Linked DNA regions of Homo sapiens: region 1 is linked to region 2. The links are chromatin loops, found by intact Hi-C in ENCODE. Cell type or tissue: PC-3. All regions are shown on one strand. Links, peaks and the distances in the headings refer to the core of each region. The heading gives the core; the rest is flanking DNA.

Region 1 (2,928 bases), core at 171-2,670, 120 kb before region 2:
ACCCAAATCTCATCTCGAATTGTAATCCCCATGTGTCAAAGGAGGGAGGTGGTGGTAGGTGATTGGATCATGGGAGTGGTTTCCCCCATGCTGTTCTTGTGATAGTGAATGAGTTCTCATGGGATGGGATGGTTTTATAAGGAGCAGTTTCCCTTGCTCTTCTCTCTCCTGCCACCTTGTGAAGAAGGTGCTTGCTTCCTCTTTGCCTTCTACCATTACTGCAAGTTTCCTGAGGCCTTCCCAGCCATGTGGAACTGTCACTTAAATCTCTTTCCTTTATTAATTATCCAGTCTCAGACAGTTCTTTATAGCAGTGTGAGAATGGACAAATACATACTCTATAGAAGATTCTTGTATTTTTTATTCTGCCATAATCCCTGAGAATCCCTATTGCATCTCTGATATTGAAGCTGAAGGTCATGTGCTTTCACGATTTGGTGGTGTATTTTACTCGTTTATGTTACTGGCCGAGCTCCTGAAGGCGTTTGAGTCTGTGAGCCCTGACTGCCACAGGAAAAGTTTATTGTGTATATACAGTCAGCTTTAATAGAACAGAAATGCCTGGGAATCAATAGAGTAAACAAAGTATTTTGTAGAAATAAGTTTCACTTTGGATGATTTCACATAAGTGGTGATGCTTAAAAGCATTTCAAATGAGGCTTGTGCCTGATTTCTTAAGATGAGAGGATAAGCTATTTTTCATGAAAGGATTATTTGTTCAAAGCCTTAGAGTTGCCAGTTGAATATGTCATGTTTATTTTTAACCAGAGGAGCTTTTTCAAAACACGTATGTCCAGTCATTTCTTCCCGAGATTTTTTTTCTTTTTTTTGAGACAGGTTCTTGCTCTGTCACCCAGGCTAGAATGCCGTGGTATGATCACAGCTCATTGCAGCTTTGTCCTCCTGGGCTCAAGCAACCCTACCAACTCAGCCTCCCAAATAAGCTGGGACCACAGGCACATGCCGCCATGCCTGGCAAACGTGTGTATTTTTTATAGAGATGAGGTTTCTCCATGTTGCCCACGCTGGTCCCGAACTCCTGGGCTCAAGCAGTCTGCCTGTCTTGGCTATGCCAAGTGCTAAAGTTACAGGTATAAAAACGGACACTATGCCCAGCCATTTTTTTCTTTCTTGATTCATAGTTTGGAATGCGGACACAAAATGAGTGGTTGGCAAAAGTACTCTAGGTGGTTCCCATAAGTACCTTCTCCCTGGACCCCTGCTTTGAAAACTACTAAGCTAGGGCATACTAGATGATCAAGGTAAAATGGAAGGAAGAGTAGGACTTTGAAATTCATGATTTATGGTTTATATTTGATTAGAAATAACAACCAGAATTGAAAAAAAAAACAACAATAACAGCAACAACAGCAGTTACCGTGTAACAGGCATTATTCTAAATACTCTTCATGTAAGGAACTCATTTAATCTTTGCAACAAACCTAAAAAAGGTATCATTCCCAGAGATGCTAAGTAAATTGCTCAGGTCACAAAGCTGAGATAGGATTCAACTGAAGAAGTCTTGCTCCAGAGCTCATTTTCTTAACCAGTATGAGTAGTGCCCAGTAGATGAATGAGCTATAATGTGGTCTTCTGAAGACTGAACAAGCAGGAAGATAAGGGAGGGAGAAATCCAGATTTGTATAAGATGGCTTACAGCGAGGAAGACTGAGGAGGCAGAAAGATGTAGTGTGGTTCTTTGGGTCAGTTTTCACATTCTTATCTCTTGGGATTTTACCATAACTTTGTGGTGTTTTGGCAATGATTTATGCAATTGTTCATTGTTTAATAAAGAAATGATTTTTAGGTATACTTCCTGTGCTCATCATGGAAGGCCATTAATTGGCTTTAATTGCTCTTATGATGAATCATCTTAGGAAAATAAGACCTTTAGTCACTTCTGATTTTAACTGCTTACACAAAACCCACTTTAAAAAGTCTATTAACTTACAGAAAGCATTTTTCAATGGCCTTGCTACAGTCTTAATGTTTGCTTCCTCCCCAAACTTACATGCTGATATCCTAATCCCCAAGGTGATAATATTAGGTGGTGGGGCTTTGGGAGATGATTCAGTCATGGGGGCAGAGCCATCATCCATGGGACTAGAGTGTGTCTTAGTTGCTTTTGTGCTGCTATAACAGAATACCACAGACTGGACAATTTCCAAAGAATAGAAATTTACTGGCTCATGGTTCTGGTGGCTGGGAAATCGCATATCAAGGCACCTGCAGGTTTGGCGATTCTAATTCCAAGATAGCTCCTTGAAGGCTGTATCCTCGAGAGGGGAGGAAATATTCATCTTCACTTGGAGAACGGTGGAAAGGCAAAGAGAGAGGTGGCAAGGAGGCCAGAACTCTCCCTTTTATAATGGGCATTAATCTCATGTATGAAGGCATAGACCCCCGGCCTAATCACCTCTTCAGGGTCCCACCTCTTAATAATGCTATAATGGCAATTAAATTTGAACATGAGTTTTGGGGGAGACAAGCATTTAAAGCACATCAGTGGGCTTATTAAAGAAGCTAGAACCCTGTACGGTGGCTCATGCCTATAATCCCAGCATTTTGGGAAGCTGAGGTGGGAGGATCACTTGAAGCCAGGAGTTTGACACCAGCCTGGTCAACACAGTGAGACCTCTGTCTCCTAAAAAAACAGAAAAGCCCCATGTGGTGCGGTGGTGCGGGCCTGTTGTCCTAGCTAAATTGGAGGATCATGAGGTGGTGGTGTGCTGTGATTGTGCCACTGCACTCCAGCCCAAGTGACAGAGCGAGAAAAAATGAATTTCTCTTAAAAAAAAAATGAATCTAGAGAGAGACTCTTCTTGATTGTTCTGCCAGGTGAGGTTATAGTGAAAAGACTGCTCTGGACCAAGAAGCAGGCTCTCACCAGGTACTAAATCTGCCAGCACCTTGATCTTGGAATTCTCA
Region 2 (2,928 bases), core at 296-2,795:
AACAGGATCTAGTTTGAGGCACTGAAGATAAGACCTCAGTTTCAGAAGAGACTCTGTCAGAGCAAGAACAAATTTGTGGTGAAGCTTGTGTGGGAGAATGATGAAAATGCTGATGCTTTATAAAAAAGTTTATGGGGACAATGCCCCAAAGAAATTAGCACTTTAGAAATGTATAATTTGTGTTAAGAAAGCAGATGTTGAAGATAAAATCCACAGTTTAAAAGATACAGCAGACCATCCACGTTAATTAGTGAGGAAAAAATTAATCTTGTTCATGCCCTAATTGAGGTGCACTGACAATTTATAACAGAACAATAGCCAGCACCACAGACATCTCAATTGGTTCAGCTTACACAATTCCGACTGAAAAATTAAAGCTGAGCAAAATTTACACCTGACTGATGCCAAAAGTGTGCCTAGATCAGCTGCAGGCAACAGTAGAGCTTTCAATGGAAATTTTAAACAGGTGGGATTGAGATCCTGAAGCATTTTTTCAAAGAATTGTAACAGGAAATGAAACATGGCTTTACCAGTATGATCTTGAAGATGAAGCACAATCAAAACAATGGCTACCAAGGGGTAGAAGTGATCCTGTCAAAGCACAGGCAAACCAGTCAAGAGCAAAATTGTGGCAACAGTTTTTGGGAGGACGCTCAGAGCATTTTGTTTGGTGACTTTCTGGAGGGCCAAAGAACATCTGCTTATTATGAGAATGTTTTCAGAAAGCCAAAGCTTTAGCAGAAAAGCCTAGAAAAGCTTTACCAGAGAGTGTTTTTTCACAATAACAATGCTCCTATTCATTCCTTTCATCAAACAAGGGCAATTTTGTTACAGTGTTTATGGAAAATCATTAGGTATCCACCTTACAGTCCTGAATTGGCTCGTTTTGACTTCTGTTTCCTAATCTTAAAAAATCTGTAAATGGCACCCATTTTTCTTCAGTTAATTATGTAATAAAGACTGCATAGATGTGGTTAAAATCCAAAGATTCTTAGTTCTTTAGGGATGAACTAAATGTCTGGAATTATTGCTTTAAAAAGTATCTTGAACTTGCAGAAGCTTATGTTGAAAAGTTTATATTTTTTAGTTTTATCTTTTATCCATGTTTCCATGAGCTTTTTGAAGTCCCTGTATACTGTATTCTTACAATAAAGTAAGCTAGAGTAAAGAAAATGTTAAGAAAATCATAAGGAAGTGAAATTACATTTATGGTACTGTGCAATATTGATTCTGTATGTTTACTTTGTCTGTTTACAAGATGAATCATTTGTCTGAAATGGTGGGTCTCTGCAGCAGTAGACATAGATCTATGGTACATATCAAGCAATTCAACTTTATTTTTTGGTGATGTCATGACTTTTCTCTGCTTCTTGGGAGTACTTCCATCATCACTAATGGCACTTTGTATGGGTCTGATGATGATATTCAAGGTTTAAAGTATTGCCTGAAATATAATGAAAAATACATGAGAACCAACAGAGATCACTATTTACTGCAATACACGATATACTGGAGAGATGAATGGCTCACATGGAGATGATGAGCATCACACAGTGTTTTAAGTAGATACTTGCAACACTTGAGCTCACCACAATAGCAAGAGGAGATAGCTATTCAATTATTACAGTAGTAAGGTATATACAGTATTATAGTTAATTTAATGCAGTTATGATTTAATTCTACATCTTTGTGTTTGTTTACATTTCTCACAATTGCAAATGGCATCATGTATGGTCTGTGAATGTTGTGTACATAAGTTTTGATACATTTCAACTATTCACAATACATTTGTTTATGTTCTATGGTAGTAAATGATAAAACAGACCAATATCTATATATATTTTATGCATTCATAACATATCTAACTTTTTATTTTTTTAAATATATTTCTAGGCTATACAGTTCACTTGCAACTTTTGAAAAATTGTTGCAAATCTCCAAAAATTTTTCCAATATATTTATTGGAAAAAAACCTATGTATAAGTGGACCTGTGCAGTTCAAACCTGTGTTGTTCAAGTGTCAACTGCATATTGATTTAATTGGTTTCAGTGCAGTAAGACTTTGAAATGGCCTTGAGATAATTTGTAATTGTTTATAACTTTGCATGTAGTTTCTTAACTTAAATACCTCAGCTATACATAATGTTAGTATTTTATTGAAAAAAATGTGTGTAATTCTTATTAAAAGATGACTAACAATAGCATTTCCAGGTTTAATCCATTAGTAAATTGTTCCATTAGCACAGAATTAGAAGCTCAGGGATTGACCACAGATCCACTAATCAAGGAGAATATTGTTTGTTCTATACTTCATTATATTATTATCATTACTGTATAGTTTACATGCAATACAATTCACACATTTAAGTGTACAGTTCAGTGTTTAAATTTCCATCAAGCCAGTTAATATATAGGACATATCCTTGTGCCCAGAATGTTCCCTCGTGTGCTTTTGAGTCAGTGGCTTACATCTCAACTAATCCCAGGCAATCACTGATCTGATTTGTAAAACAATAGATGAATTTTGCCAGTTCTAGAATTTCACATAAACGGAATCCTTGCATAAGCAGTTGAAAAAATAATTCATTCTTCTTTCTCTCTGCACTATGTCTGTGAGATTACCCATGTTGTTACTTTTTTTATCAATCTTTGTTTTTATCCAAGTTCTTTCATGATTATCCATGGTTATTCTTTTTATTGCTGAGTGGTGCTACACTGTGTGAATATACCAAATTGTATTAATGCACCCCCTTGTTGAAGATATCTGTATTCTTTCCAATTATTGGCTATTATGAATAGGCTGCTATGAACCTCTGAGTTGAAGTCTTTGTTTGAACATGTTTTAATATATTTCAAGTAAATATCTAGAGTGTTTGCTAAGTAATATGCAGAGTAATTTTAACTTTATGATTAATAAACTGTGAAACG

Evidence for each region. Hi-C counts contacts between places; a loop is a spot of excess contacts. Peaks named below come from ENCODE experiments on the same cell type or tissue, not always from the same donor. Only the 100,000 strongest peaks of a DNase experiment are listed, where the experiment ranks them.
Region 1: it touches region 2 in a loop (5-fold over the local background); 1 of 110 quality-filtered maps calls a loop at or near these places.

Annotation. Positions count from the first base shown.
Region 1 is chr10:58,038,132-58,041,059 of GRCh38, reverse strand. No RefSeq gene overlaps it. Among named protein-coding and RNA genes, the nearest start is that of IPMK, 230 kb to the left of the region's middle. In PC-3, for the core only: no CTCF peak of the experiment used is centred there; no DNase peak of the experiment used is centred there; H3K27ac peaks cover 359 bases.
Region 2 is chr10:57,918,440-57,921,367 of GRCh38, reverse strand. No RefSeq gene overlaps it. Among named protein-coding and RNA genes, the nearest start is that of IPMK, 350 kb to the left of the region's middle. In PC-3, for the core only: no CTCF peak of the experiment used is centred there; a DNase peak (open chromatin) is centred at 1,287; H3K4me3 peaks cover 573 bases; H3K27ac peaks cover 1,391 bases.